Linked DNA regions of Homo sapiens: region 1 is linked to region 2. The links are chromatin contacts, found by Hi-C or POLR2A ChIA-PET in ENCODE. All regions are on one chromosome and are shown on one strand. Each heading gives the region's core, a stretch centred on a gene start or an enhancer-like site at or near the end of the contact. The rest is flanking DNA. Distances are from core to core; before and after follow the strand shown.

Region 1 (7,010 bases), core at 519-3,018, 640 kb after region 2:
TTTAACATATCTATCTTGCTTTAATTAGTTGTGTGTATTTTTCTTTCATCCTGTTCCCTTTATATTATTTCATAGGGCTCGAAGCTCTGATCTCTATTTAGGCTATCTCATCTCCCAGGAGAACCTTCATTATGAAAATGTGTATCGAACAGTTACTTCATTTGATAAGGGGGTCTGAGAAACCACCATATTCTCCTACAATTTCCCACTTGTTCACAGCTAATTAACAATCGCTGAGTTAGACATGAATTTAAAAATTCATAGTTAATGAGATTTAAAAACTTTAAGGAGACTTTATTGGAAAGTGACTTAAATCCATATTAGTTTATTTCCTTCTTCCCTCCTTTCATCCCTTTTCCACCCTCTCTTCATTCTTTTGTTTTTTTCTGTTCTCCTCATAGGAATTTACAGAATGCTAATCTGCTAAGCACTGTGGTAGACAGATTAATCCACAAAAGTCTGTGCTCAAAGAATCCAGTGAAGAGTGGGCAAGATATACGTGTCAACAACTAGTTAAAATACAAACTGATAACTGATATGCTAAAAGACTGCCTAGTGTTATGGGAAAAGAGAAAGGCCACTGATTCCTAAGGAGAAATGGAAGAGAAGGAGCCCAGAAGATAGGTCTGTGTTGGAACACAAATTTCCCCAAATTCACAGTTTTTCCCCTGGTTTTCAGTGTCATGCAACTTTCTAAAGGCATTATCATGTTCATGAGGATAAGGAGAATATTACTATATGCCTTCTATAATTGCACAGTAACCAGACCTCAAGTTGGTTAAGACAAAATGTGACAATCACCCGCATTTTGGTCCTACAAACTCTAATGATACTGTGTCTTTAACTTGAATTGATTGGATGTGTTGGTATAATGTGGATATCTTTTGAAATTTGAAATTCTTTCATTTGTTATTATCAAGTTCTTACCCACCACATGCATATGTATATGAAGGAAATATTTTATATAAGAAAAATTATTGAAATAGTTGCCTCATTGCATTTTTTTCAAGACTCCAAAAGATAAAATCAATGTATTAGTTTATTTATTAGTCTTGTTTCAAAAACAAATAGATAAGGATGGACAAAGAAACTAGTTCTCCACAAAATTCAGAAATTTAGAACTCAATTTAGTCAGGTGTTTTTTTTTTTTTTTTTTTTTTGACAGAGTCTCGCTCTGTTGCCCAGGCTGGAGTGCAGTGGTGCTATCTAGGCTCATTGCAACCTCCACCTCCCGGACTACAGTGATTCTTCTGCCTCAGCCTGCTGGATAGCTGGGACTATAGGCACGTGCCACCACACCCGGCTAATTTTTGTATTTTTAGTAGAGACGGGATTTCACCATGTTGGCCAGACTGGTCTTGAACTCCTTACCTCAGGTGATCCACCCACCTCGGCCTCCCAAAGTGCTGGGATTACAGGTTTGAGCCACCACGCTAGTTATTAGTATTACCATTTTAAAAGTTTTCCTCCAGATTTGCTATCAGTATACAACAGACTGATTCTAATTTATGTTGTTTTCCTTCTCTTGCTCGCCCTCTGGTGGAGCTTCCTGTAACCCTAAAATGACGAAAACTGGGCAGTCACCGTTTTACTCGCGTCATCTCCCAAAATACAAATAACTTGCTCTCTAATGGTTCAAAACACTTGAACAAACTAATCGATTATTTTTTATTTTAAGAGTTTCTAAAAATAGCAAATTCTTAAATTACTAGAGCCCAACACTTTGGATTTTACAAAAAAATCTACTGATTACTTTAAGCTAAGTATGTGCTAGCACTAGACATACGCAGATGAAACGAGTAAGGTACTGTCGCTGCTCTGGTGGAGGCTGTGTTTCCCTTGGGGAGAAAGTCACAAGGCAGTAACATGTAAGACCTAGGAGTATTGAGGGGGTAGGGTGTTTGGTGGGGTCCAGCAGTAAATCCAGCTTGAGGTGATGTGAGAAGTTCTCCTGGAGGGGGTGCCAACAAGATGAGCAGCTGTATTTAGGAAAAGAGGAAGGAAGATTATCCCAGGCAGAGGAGGCCACCTTACTAAGGCACAGAGGAAACAAATACAAGACCTGAGTGGAAGGCATCAACAAAGTTGATACCATTATCACATAAAATGAGAGGCTGAGAGGGCCAGATGAAGACACTGATGCGATAGACTGGTATGGGATTATGGAGATCTGATGGGCCTCAATAGCGAGTTTACACTTTCAGGGGGCAGCTATGGACAGATGGATTATTCTGGTTGCTGCTGACAGAGGATTTGTGAAGGTAAAATTGCACGCAAGGAAACCAGCTGTTGGATAAAAGACAACATGGTGGCAAATTGGAATAATAAGTACAGGGACTGTATTACTTAGGGTCCTCTGGGAAATAGATGCCAAGATAGATCAAAAATGCAAGAGACTTAGTGGGGAAGGAGCCACAGAAATTAAAAGGAGATGTCAAACCGTCCTATAGACCTGACAACTGTGAAGGAAAGGGCACTAGGGTAGAAACATTTTCAAACTGAAGCACAATTCCAGGAAAGTTTCAGCCGGGTCAACAGTCTCCAAGCCAAAACAGCTCATTAAAGGAATCTTGATTTTTCTGTCATAGGTCTGCATTAATAGGAGTAGGTATTTGCAACACAACAACAAAGGGCAAATAAACCGAATTTATGAAGAATTTCTGGAAATATGTTTTTGAAAAGACTGACACCCCATTAGGAAAAAGGGCAAGGGGCTTATACAGGTACTTTATAAAAGAGGATATTCAACACAAGTTAAAAACCAAATGAAATGCCTCTACTCACTCCATCCCAATTGCCAAGATGAGAAAGTATCCATATCAGGTGTTGGTGAAGATGTGAAGTAAATGAAACACCATGTACTTCTGGGTAGAGATCAAATTGGTAAAACCACGTTATTAAAATATATTGGTGTTACTGAAGTTGAAGACCTATAACCTATGAGCTAGCAAATTCATTCTTAGATTTATATCCAACAGAAATGCCTGTATATGCACCAAAAGACTTGGACAAAAATGCTTATATTAGAATTAGAAACAGCTCCACATCAGAAACAACCCAAAAGTTCATCAAGAACACTTTGGTTCAAAAAATGGTTATATGTTCATAAAATTGAATAATACTAATCAAGGAAGAGGTATAAATCACAGCAAAAGGCAAAACTAAACCATAGTATTTAAAAATGTATACTCAGGGGTTAAACTGTAAAAGGAACCAAGATGTGAAATGTAATACAAAAGGGGCAATGAGGATTTTCTGAAACATGTTGGCAGTGTTCTATTTCTTTATCTGAGTGGTGGTTACATGAGTGCCCATCTTTCCATAATACATTAAACTGCACATTTGTATATGATATACTTTTTGTATTTCCTTGCTATGTTTTATAATGCAAAGATTTTTTAAAGGGACAAAATAAATATTTTCCCAAAAGGATAACTTATAAGATAAATTCAGAAGAAAATATTAATATTTCCTAACATGCAAGGCTTATGCTAGGAAACTAGGAGGTAATTTTTACAGATACCCATGGAAAATATACAGATTTTTTTTTCTGAAAAAATGAAACAAAATAATTTTTAAGTTGTAGAATTATTTTTCTTTTACTGAAAAGTTTCAGTAAATGAAAGATTAGTGTAGCAAGGAATATTTTGCATTAGATTATACTTAAAATTTATATGTAGCCAAGGGTAGGAAAGTGTATTCTTCTTCAATTTCACTATTCCTCAAATACCTAATTCATATCACAAGTGAGACAGCAGGAAGAAAACTTAGAAGAATGGGCAGAATAATACAAACCACAGCAACAAATCATTTGTCAAAACTGTGTTCACATATCAATGAAAAGTGAGGCCTCCAACTAATTTAATTTTTTCTCTAATCCAGAGAACAATAACCATGCTACTTACGAAACATGGGATGAAATTAAATTCTTCATATTCAGAGATATGTATAATGTTTTGCTTTTAAAAATATCAAATACGCTTATTTGGACCATGCTAAGGCTTATGTATATAACAATTAGTAATTTAGAGTAAAAATCCTATGGCCATGTTTATCCCTAAAAATTTGTTTGCCAAGATTATCATCTCAATAAAACAAATGTTTCTTTGCACTTTATTTCTACTTAACCAACTGCAGGAACTGTGAGCAATGTGCATTTCCAGCAGATGTCAGTGTTGGCGTATGATGTAATCTAGAAATTCCTCCAAACCTGAGGCCTTACCCTGAAGATGACCAGAGTACAGTGCAGATTCTTGTGAAATGTGAAAAGGCATTCTGGAGAATTCTGTTCTCTTGGGCAATATTTTCTTAAGAAATATATTGTTATAGGTTAGGAAATAGACATGGAGGTCTTCAGCAGTATTCTCCCATCTCTGAGATTGCATTTCTTCTGGTTATACATTAATTACCTGCATTTATTCTTCCTCTTGCTCCAAGAAGTATATTCACTACCTATTCCTGTCTCTGCATTTCTTCCCAGAATAAAGTGGTTGTTTTTTTTTTTTTGCCTTGAAGAATTTCAATGAGTTTATACAAGAAAAACATATTTAGCATTTACTGGGTGTCAAAGAAATAGAATAGTCTAGCTGCCCTAAAGAAATTCTTATAATGATAGAGTTGAGTTCTGTCACAAGGTACTAAGAATACACAGAAGAAATATATGTAAAGCACTTAGTGCAGTGTGTGGCACATAGTAAGTCCTCAAAATGTTAGCTATTATTAATAGCTATTTTATCTCATTAGGAATAATGAAGAAACATATTTTAAAAGTTAGCATTGAGTAGAGGTACTCAGATTTTAATTGGGGAAATAAGTGAATTGATTACTTTTTTTTCTACCAGTAGCTCACTAATGTTTGATATTTGTATGAAAACTGCTCTATCGCCTAGGAAAGAGAACATGTCAAAACAGCCATTTCAAACAGTTGCCCCTTCTGTGTTTCATGCTATTTGGTTTGTATTATGCTCACATATTATCAATGAAGGACCAACTCAGGTTCAAGAGCATATAAAGAGAAAGACAGGCTTAAAGGGCAAAATTTGAGAAAAATCTTCAACCCAGTAACAGTTGGGCTAATTTTTTATCTTGTTCCTGTGCACTTTTTTTTGGTTTTTCTTTTTCTTTTCTTAGATGGAGTCTCGCTCTGTCTCCCAGGCTGGAGTGCAATCTCAGCTCACTGCAACCTCTGCCTCCCGGGTTCTAGTGATTCTCCTGCCTCAGCCTCCCAAGTAGCTGGGATTACAGTCGCCCACCACCATGTCCAGGTAATTTTTGTATTTTTAGTAGAGACAGGATTTCACCATGTTGGTTACGCTGGTCTCTAACTTCAGACCTAAGGTGATCCACCCGCCTCAGCCTCCCAAAGTGCTGGAATTACAGGCATGAACCACTGAGCCTGGGTTGGTTTTTTTTTTTTCTTTTTAGCCAATTGCAAGAACTGTGGGCAATATGCATTTACAATACTGGGCATGTTCCCAACAATAGCGCTCAAGCAAAGAAAATAAGAGAGGACTTTGTCAATATGAGCCTAGAAGCCAAAATTCCACTTGGAAAGACTGATCACCCAGTAGTCCTGCTTCCCCTCTTATGAAGAATCGTGACTCTTTTCCTAAGTCAGAACAGCTGAGAATAAAATGCTTTGGTTGAGGGAGAGAGTGGGAATCATATCCTTAGCTTTCAAGTTTACTGACAACGAAGTCTCCCTCATCGTTAAGCAGGTGAATTATGGGGCTTATTAACGTTGGGTTGACTGTATAGTAGGTATTTATATTTGTTTCACTGAAGTGATGTTATTCAGAAAATAAAATGGCATATAAGAGGAAAAACAAGACTTAGAGAAGAAAATCAATTTACAGCAACTGGGTAGATATGCCTTACTTTGATTTTCCAGACAACAACGTAAAAAGATTGACTGAGTTTAATTACTCACGTGAAGAGAGAAATATATCACTCTCCCAAAGAAAGCCAAATTTTTATAAGAAGGAAATTTTGTCAAATGAGGTATTGTATAGGGGCCAGTGAGTTATGTAATTAAGAATATTCTCAACAACAATTTTACAGTATTGTTCCTATGTCAGTCTGATGTATATTTGGATATATAAGGTGACTCTACAAGTTTTAAATACAACTTTAAATACTTTTCTTAGATTAGAAGTCTTATTTTTCATAATGAGAGTAATATACCCTCTTTACTTCTCTTTTTGACTACATACCATCTCCTAGCTATATGAACTTGAGTGAATTACTGCCCATGTGTCTTGTACATTCCCTCATGTGCAAAATGGAGACTAATGTTAGTGACTTTGTGGTTGGAATTTGAGGAATTCAGAAATTCTCCAGAAGGACCTAATCTCTACTTTTCCATGATAACACTAAAGATATTAATACAAACAATAAGTTTCACTTGCCCTGGAAGGATTAGATCAATTCAAGGTGATAGGAAATACTGACAATTAACTATATGTCCCTTGGTTTAAAATTGGAAACATGTATTATTATTCAACACATGTAACTTGGTTAGTAGATGTACTCATTCATATAGAGTATGAAATAACACAAGTTAAACTGTTGATATTTCAGTTCTGAAAATTGGTATAATTCTAGGGTAGAGAATATGGGATTTACCTTGATTCCCACCCTTGGCTTTGGAACAAATGGTCTGGATAAGGATCCTAGCTTCTCCAAGCCTGGCCTCAGTCTTCCTGGTACAGCATAGGTACAAAATGTACCTTTATTTTTTACTGAAACTGTATTTTCTTTCTATAAAAAGCCCCCATTCTGCTTGAAGAATAAAACAAAAACCAAAAAACAAATATTAAGCCCACCTGATTCTAATCACTCCCAAACAAACATACTCAAATTTAGTGATAGAGTTAGTGACTAAGTTTTCATTGTCCAGCCTACACTGGCATTCTTCTGAGATAACCACATCCTAAAATAATCCCTGGCTGGGATTATTTATTATTAACTACGTGCAGTTGTGCACATAGTTGCTGCTACAGAGCCCCTTA
Region 2 (6,841 bases), core at 1,305-3,804:
GCTGCAAAAAAACTAGGGGAGTGTCTCTGAGGAATTTGCAGGGACATAAGAATTTCAAGAGGAAGGGGGTAATTGGTTCTGTCAATGCTAAAAATAAGATGTGAAAAAGTGTCAGATAGTCTCCTAAAAACCTGTGGCTCATGCAGTTACTTTCTGTAACTTCCTTTTTCCTTCCCCAACCTTAAAATATAAGGGTGAAGTCAAGTCATTCCTTTATGACATAGGGCAGTGGTCTCATATTACTATCACACGAGAGTTTTAAAACATCATTTGCTGAAGCCACACCTTGAGCTATTATTATGTCTCAATCTCTGAAGGTATGGCCTAAGCATCAGTATTTTTTTGAAGCTCTTCACAAGATTTCAATGTACAGGAAGATCAAGAAACACTGACTTAGAGAGTGAGGAACATTTCTTTTCATGTACAGAGTTCCAACACCATTTAAGTGTTTCAATTTCCCAGTAGTAATATTTATCACCCACCAATAATATTCATCAGACTTTACTTTAGGAAATATATATCTTAGAAAATCCTACAGATAGATAGATAGATAGATAGATAGATAGATAGATAGACAGATAGATACAGATATACACATACATATATGTATATATGTATATATCATAGAACTAAATGAATATATAAATACGTGTGTGCACACATTTAGTTTTCACAATTTCATTAGGTAAACAATATATGTAGTATATATAAAAATATACATATATTTTTTGACATATATAAAATATATATATAAGTATACATATATATATATATATATATATATATATTTTTTTTTTTTTTTTTTTTTTTTTTTTTTTTTTGAGATGGAGTCTCACTCTGTTGCCCAGGCTGGAGTGCAGTGGCGCGATCTCGGCTCACTGTAACCTCCGCCTCCCGGGTTCAAGAGATTCTCCTGCCTCCGCTTCTGGAGCAGCTGGGATCACAGGCACCCACCACCACACCCGTCTAATTTTTGTATTTTTTAGTAGAGACGGGGTTTCGCCATGTTGGCCAGGCTGGTCTTGAACTCCTGACCTCAGGTGATCCGCCCTCCTCAGCCTCCCCAAGTGCTGGGATTACAGGCGTGAGCCACCGCTCCCGGCTGACAACAATATTAATAGGTATTTTGCAGAGAAGGAAAAGGAAGAAATTGAATTTACATGGGTTTCCAAGGTCCCATGGCTAATAAGTGGCAGAGCTGGAAGCCAACCCCCATAGGCCAGTTTCAAAGGCTTTGCCATCAATTGCTTAAGGATTTTGGAGACTACTTTTTGCTTTCTTAGAAAGGGTGGTAGGAAAACAAGGGAATCTGAATCATACAAATACCAGATTAAGTATAAAACCACTAACTAGGTAACCTCAGGAAAATCTCAAGATTCCTGAGACTGCCGCAAAGATCCACAGCTCTGTTGTTAATAGTGTGCAACGTGGATAATCAAGAGTTAATTATGCTTAGTTTCTTTACCATATAAACAAATCAATACCACTTCTGATGTACCTCAATAGTGGAAAAAGCATTTAACATTCTGCAATGAATCACTGCAAATTGGTATGTTGCTTTGGCCCTAAGTGTATGTGTTGGGGAGCGGCAGGAGGGAATTTGAGCTGCACAAATACCCAGTAAACCAAAAAGGTGCTCAGGCATTTAGAAACTCACCAGGTGCCAGAGGGGGCATGACACGCAGGATCCAGGAGAAGATTTTGATTTCCTCTGTGCTCTGAGCTCTTTAACCTGGACCTGAGGAATATCTGCCCAGCAACCCGTCAAAAGGAAGCAGTGGGAAAAAAAGCACACAGCTGTGGCTGGTGACCATTTTAACCTCAAAAAAACCACAGCTGCTGGTTGTTACCAAATGCCAAAAAATCACTAAACCTTGTTGATTGTTTCATGTAACTTATGTCTAGCCTTCTAGCCTTTAAAATTTTTCATTTACAGGAGGAGCAGTATTGAAAATAAATAAAATTAAATTAAAAAATAAAATAAAATAAACTTTTCATAGCTTTCCCGGAGTTTTTCAAGTTTATTTTATATTATATTATTGTTAAACGGGGTCTAATCTTGGTACCAGTACTTTAAATTATTCTCTTAGAATAAATATTCACAATTTCTTTCTCTTGATGCCAAAAAGAGATTAATTAGGGCTGGAATTATTTCCAATGGCATTTCAAAAATTCTTAGCTCCTCCTCTCCCTAGGCTTGAGCATTGTTATAAAATTAAAAATAGCCCATTTTGGAAAGTCCAAGATTCTTTAAAACTGAAGTCTCTTATAAAAAATCAAGAGGAGGCTGAGAGGAGGCTTCTCTCTCATTTGCCAATTTCTTTAAAACAAGAGGCACCGTTGTCAGTACTTTTAAAGTGCTGAAAAAGACTACAAGCCTGCAAAAGAAGGCTGAGTGTTTCATTCTAGAGCTGTTTTTTCTTAGTGAACATCCATTGACTTCATTTGGAGGTTGTATCTGAGTGAGCCCTCTTTCTTACAAGTAAAGTAAAACACCAGTCAGCTGAACTCTTTATCAAACATACTCTTCATTTATCTCTTGATGACACAATGTCACTCTTCCCTTTCAAGCTGAGCCTTCAGATTCTCCAAAGGTTTCGACCTCCCACAAAGTCTTCACGAGGTGACTCGCTCTTCAAGGAGCCCTGCTATTATGCCATATGGTGTTATGACTCAGCAAACCTGCAGTCCCTTCTACTTCCGAGACCTGGAAAGACATGTTCTAACTGCTTCTGGATGAACCAGGCATACCAGTATTAGTTCATGCCATCCAAAAAGAAACTTCATGTTCTTTTTAACTCTAAATTACTAAAGCTAAAAGTTACAGTCTTCTGATCTTCAAGAGTTCCCAGAATTATGCTCTCTGGTGATTAAACTCCCTTCCCTAAAAAGTGGCTCATCCTAATAGTGCAATGTTCACTATGTGTCAGCTTTAAAATTCTATGCCTGTAAAATACTCGAAGTTTAGAGAATGCATCTTTTTTCAAACGCTTCTTAACTTTCTGAGGGTGAGGACCAATTTAACAGGATTACATGTAAATTGGCCTTTCAGCTATGACCATTTCAAATCTTGGAAAATTTTTCTCCTGCATACGCTTTATCCTTAAGTAAAGATACATAGTATCTATTTAGAGATCTAATCACAACTTTATAACCTTTAAAATATTTATTCTATAAATTAAATACCAAATATGAACATATAGCGTGTACACATATGCATATATGTACATATGTATGTGTGTGTATATATAGGTATACACATATACATAAAATCTCAAACAAAGAAATTGTCAATAAGATTAAACTGTGGCTCCCTGGAGTATACGAGAAGTTATATACATGAGCTAGAACTCAATCAGTAATTTGGAATTGAAGATTGGCTTAGGAAATAAGAAACTTCATACTTTATACTAATTTAAGTAAAACACTTTGCTTGAATATATTTAAGTATATAGACTGTTAGATGAATTCTATTTTTAATCTAATTAAATTAGAAGTAACATGCATTAGTATATTAGCTAAATCTCATTTATTTACAGTGAATCGAAGTTGGACATATTCCTTGAAAATATTTTGAAAATTATTTTAATGATTAAGAATCAATTAAAAAGAGATTTTACTTTATTTGCTAAAGAATGACTTTCAATAGTTTAGTCTCAAAATTGTTACACATGATTACCAGTGTGAAATATATGAGCAAAGATAAAAATAATACCTCCCTGCCAAAAACAGCTCCTGTTAGAAAATATTTTATTAACTAATCAAATAATCTTCTGGTAAATACAGAGAGATGTTTAAAGGTTGCAATCGAATTACAAGGACACAATAAAACTAAAGGAAATGCAAGAATGCCAGAACCGTTTATTAATAAAATACTGATTTATACAATTGATATTAAAAATGACAGTTATTTTGTCGTTTTCTTTTGAAAATAAGCAAATTATGCCTGTAATCTCAGCACTTTGGGAAGCCGAGGTGGGCGGATCACGAGGTCAGGAGATGGAGACCATCCTGGCTAACATGGTGAAATCCTATCTCTACTAAAAATACAAAAAATTAGCCAGGCATGATGGAACGCGCCTGTAGTCCAGACTACTCGGGAGGCTGAGGCAGGAGAATCACTTGAACCCAGGAGGTGGAGGTGGCACTGAGCAGAGATTGCGCCGAGATTGCGCCACTGCACCTCAGCCTGGGCAACAGAGCGAGACTCTGTCTCAAAATAAACAAACAAACAAACAAACTATTATTTAAAAATTAATGTAAAATAATGGATTAGAAATTATTACAATTTACTTCTTCAGCTTAATCATGTATGATTTCCGTACAGTTTTCACTTAGAAGACAATAAGAGAGAAGATGCGTATCGTCAAATGAGTTTAGATTTTTAAGTGCTCAATTTTCCAATACAGTGCAAAGAAACTGAAATTGCTTTCGGTCAGAAGAAAATAAGATAAAATTCAGTAAAAAGGAAATAAAGCCAAATGCATTCAGTTGGAACGGAACTCCGCCAGTTAGTGACTACAGCGTAAGGATTGTTTTCTTTCATACGTTCTTAGTCTGCCCCCTTGTGGGCTCCAGAAAGCTGTTACCCAGCATAAGCTAACGTGATAAAGTTAGATATCCAATAAAATCATGTTTTAATAATTCCTTTAATGTGGTTTAGAAAAATGTCTAAACTTGCTTTAGTTTATCAAACAAAAGCATTTAAAATTATAAATAAATATCTCAAAACTTACACCTCTAAATAAATTGAAAGAAGATATTTCCTTTAATTCCTAAAATTCTTTTTAAGAATGAAATTACCCATCCTGGGCAACATAGCGAGAGTCTGTCTCTAAAACAATTAGCCAGGGATGGTGCCATAGTCCCAGCCTCTCAGCAGGCTGAGATGGCAGGATCCTTTGAGCCAAGGAGTTTCAAGTTTCAGTGAACTGCCATCATTATGCCACTGTGCTCCAGCCTGGGCTGAGAGAGGGAGGCTCCATCTCTCAAAAGAAAAGAAAAAGAAAATAAATTACTATATAAGCCTCATAGAAATTGGAACTATAAAGCAATTGTCAAAAAATGCTATCTGAAACAATCTAGCTGAGGTGGGTTTTTTTTGCATTTATTTAATGTTCCATGTATAGAATGGAAAGCATTTATGACTTCTTTGTAAAAATAAACTGCATTACTATTATTGGAGAGACGAAGAGGCACATTAACTACATTATCTTCTTGTAATTGAAAATTGCTCCGATGGAGATACTGCAAGTTTGAAGATCTGAACTTCATTGCCGATGTCATTGTCATTCCTTGATTTGCCTAAACTTAAAATTTCAACATTTGTAGATTAAAAGGTATCCTGTGATAACCATCTCCTGGCATATTTTATAACTAATAGATAAATATTGTTGATGTCTTTTAAATTAAATTCTTAAATTTTTAGTATTTAAATAGGCAATCACTAGGTAACTATAATCAATATGCTTGATTTTGTTTTTTATTACATATTCCATATGTTTCATTTTATCTTCTACATTACACACAGTCCTTCCATGAATTCAGGCATATGTTGTTTTTTCATTTTTGGCAGTACAATACACTTTTGGCTTTCCATGTTTAATTGGATGAGTAGATTCTTACAAAAAATAAGACAAAGAATAAACACTAATATTTCGATTAATTATAATACCATTTTCTCAAGTAGTGTTCCAGGATTCAGTATGACCATAACCTTTAAGTAAAGTTCAATACATTGTTTCAAGATAGAAAGCAAAGTAAAACCAGGTGGTACAAACTAAGTTACATGCTCATACAGGCCCACGCGCATGTGTGCACACACACACACATACACACACACTCACAATTTTCTTACCAACACATCTCTCTGTAACTCTTTGGTGATCCTGGACAAGGTTCCCACGCCTCTTTGGATTTAGTTTTCTCGCCTATGAAATGGTACTATATCAGCTGGTCAATATTTTTTTGAACTGAGGTCTACAGATCTGCTTATGTGTCCACAAGTGGTCCAGTAGAATTTTAAAGTACAGTTTTCCCTCAGTATCTCTAGGGAATTGATTCCAGGACCTCTCACAAATACCAAAATCCATTGATGCTCAAGTTCCTGTTATAAAATGGCATAGTATTTGCAAATACCAAAATCTATTGATGCTCAAGTTCCTGTTATAAAATGGCATAGTATTTGCATATAATCTAAGCAAATCCTCCTCTATAGATTATATGCAAATCCTCCTCTATTCAGTCATGAATCACTTAACCATAGGGATACATTCTGAGAAATGTTGTTAAGCAATTTTTTTGTTGCGTGAATTTCATAGAATGTACTTACACAAACCTAGATGATATAGCCGACTATACACCTAGGCTATATGGTACAGCCCTATCACTTCTAGGCTGCAAACCTGTACAGCATGTTAGGGTACTAAATACCACAGGCAATTGGAATACAACTGTATTAGTGTATCTAAACATATTTAAACATAGCAAAGGCAATGCCATGCACTATAATGTTAAAATGGCTGTGATATCACTAGACAGTAGAAAATTTTCAGCTTCATTAGAATGTTATGGGGCCACCATTGTATATGTGGTCTAAAACATCAATATGTAGCACATAACTGTACTTTAAATAAGCTCTAGGTTACTTATAATACCTCATCCAATGTAAATGATATGTAAATAGTTATTATACCATGTTGTTTAAGGAATATGACAAGAAAAAATGTCTGCATATGTTTAGTGCAGATGCGATTCAAAAAAATGTATTTTTGATCCAGGATTGGTTGAATCCACAGATGTATAACTCATGACTATGAAGGGATGACTGTGCTTTGTTTTT

What was found. Hi-C counts contacts between places; a loop is a spot of excess contacts on that map. ChIA-PET counts read pairs that join two places held with the same protein, here RNA polymerase II (POLR2A). Pooled maps may share reads with other maps.
Region 1: a pooled map shows a loop between it and region 2 (3-fold over the local background). The contact joins two enhancer-like sites. A Hi-C loop is called at or near these places in 4 of 50 pooled maps. POLR2A ChIA-PET finds 5 or more read pairs at or near these places in 2 of 52 experiments (RWPE1 and activated CD8-positive, alpha-beta memory T cell).

What each region holds. Positions count from the first base shown.
Region 1 is chr3:152,470,608-152,477,617 of GRCh38, forward strand. No RefSeq gene overlaps it. Among named protein-coding and RNA genes, the nearest start is that of MBNL1-AS1, 200 kb to the left of the region's middle. Within about 2 kb of position 1,769, at least 8 of the 41 ENCODE cell types and tissues checked have a DNase peak (open chromatin) inside an H3K27ac peak, as active enhancers do.
Region 2 is chr3:151,834,622-151,841,462 of GRCh38, forward strand. The region is part of intron 1 of AADACL2-AS1 (AADACL2 antisense RNA 1); the gene reads right to left. Among named protein-coding and RNA genes, the nearest start is that of AADAC, 24 kb to the left of the region's middle. Within about 2 kb of position 2,555, at least 6 of the 41 ENCODE cell types and tissues checked have a DNase peak (open chromatin) inside an H3K27ac peak, as active enhancers do.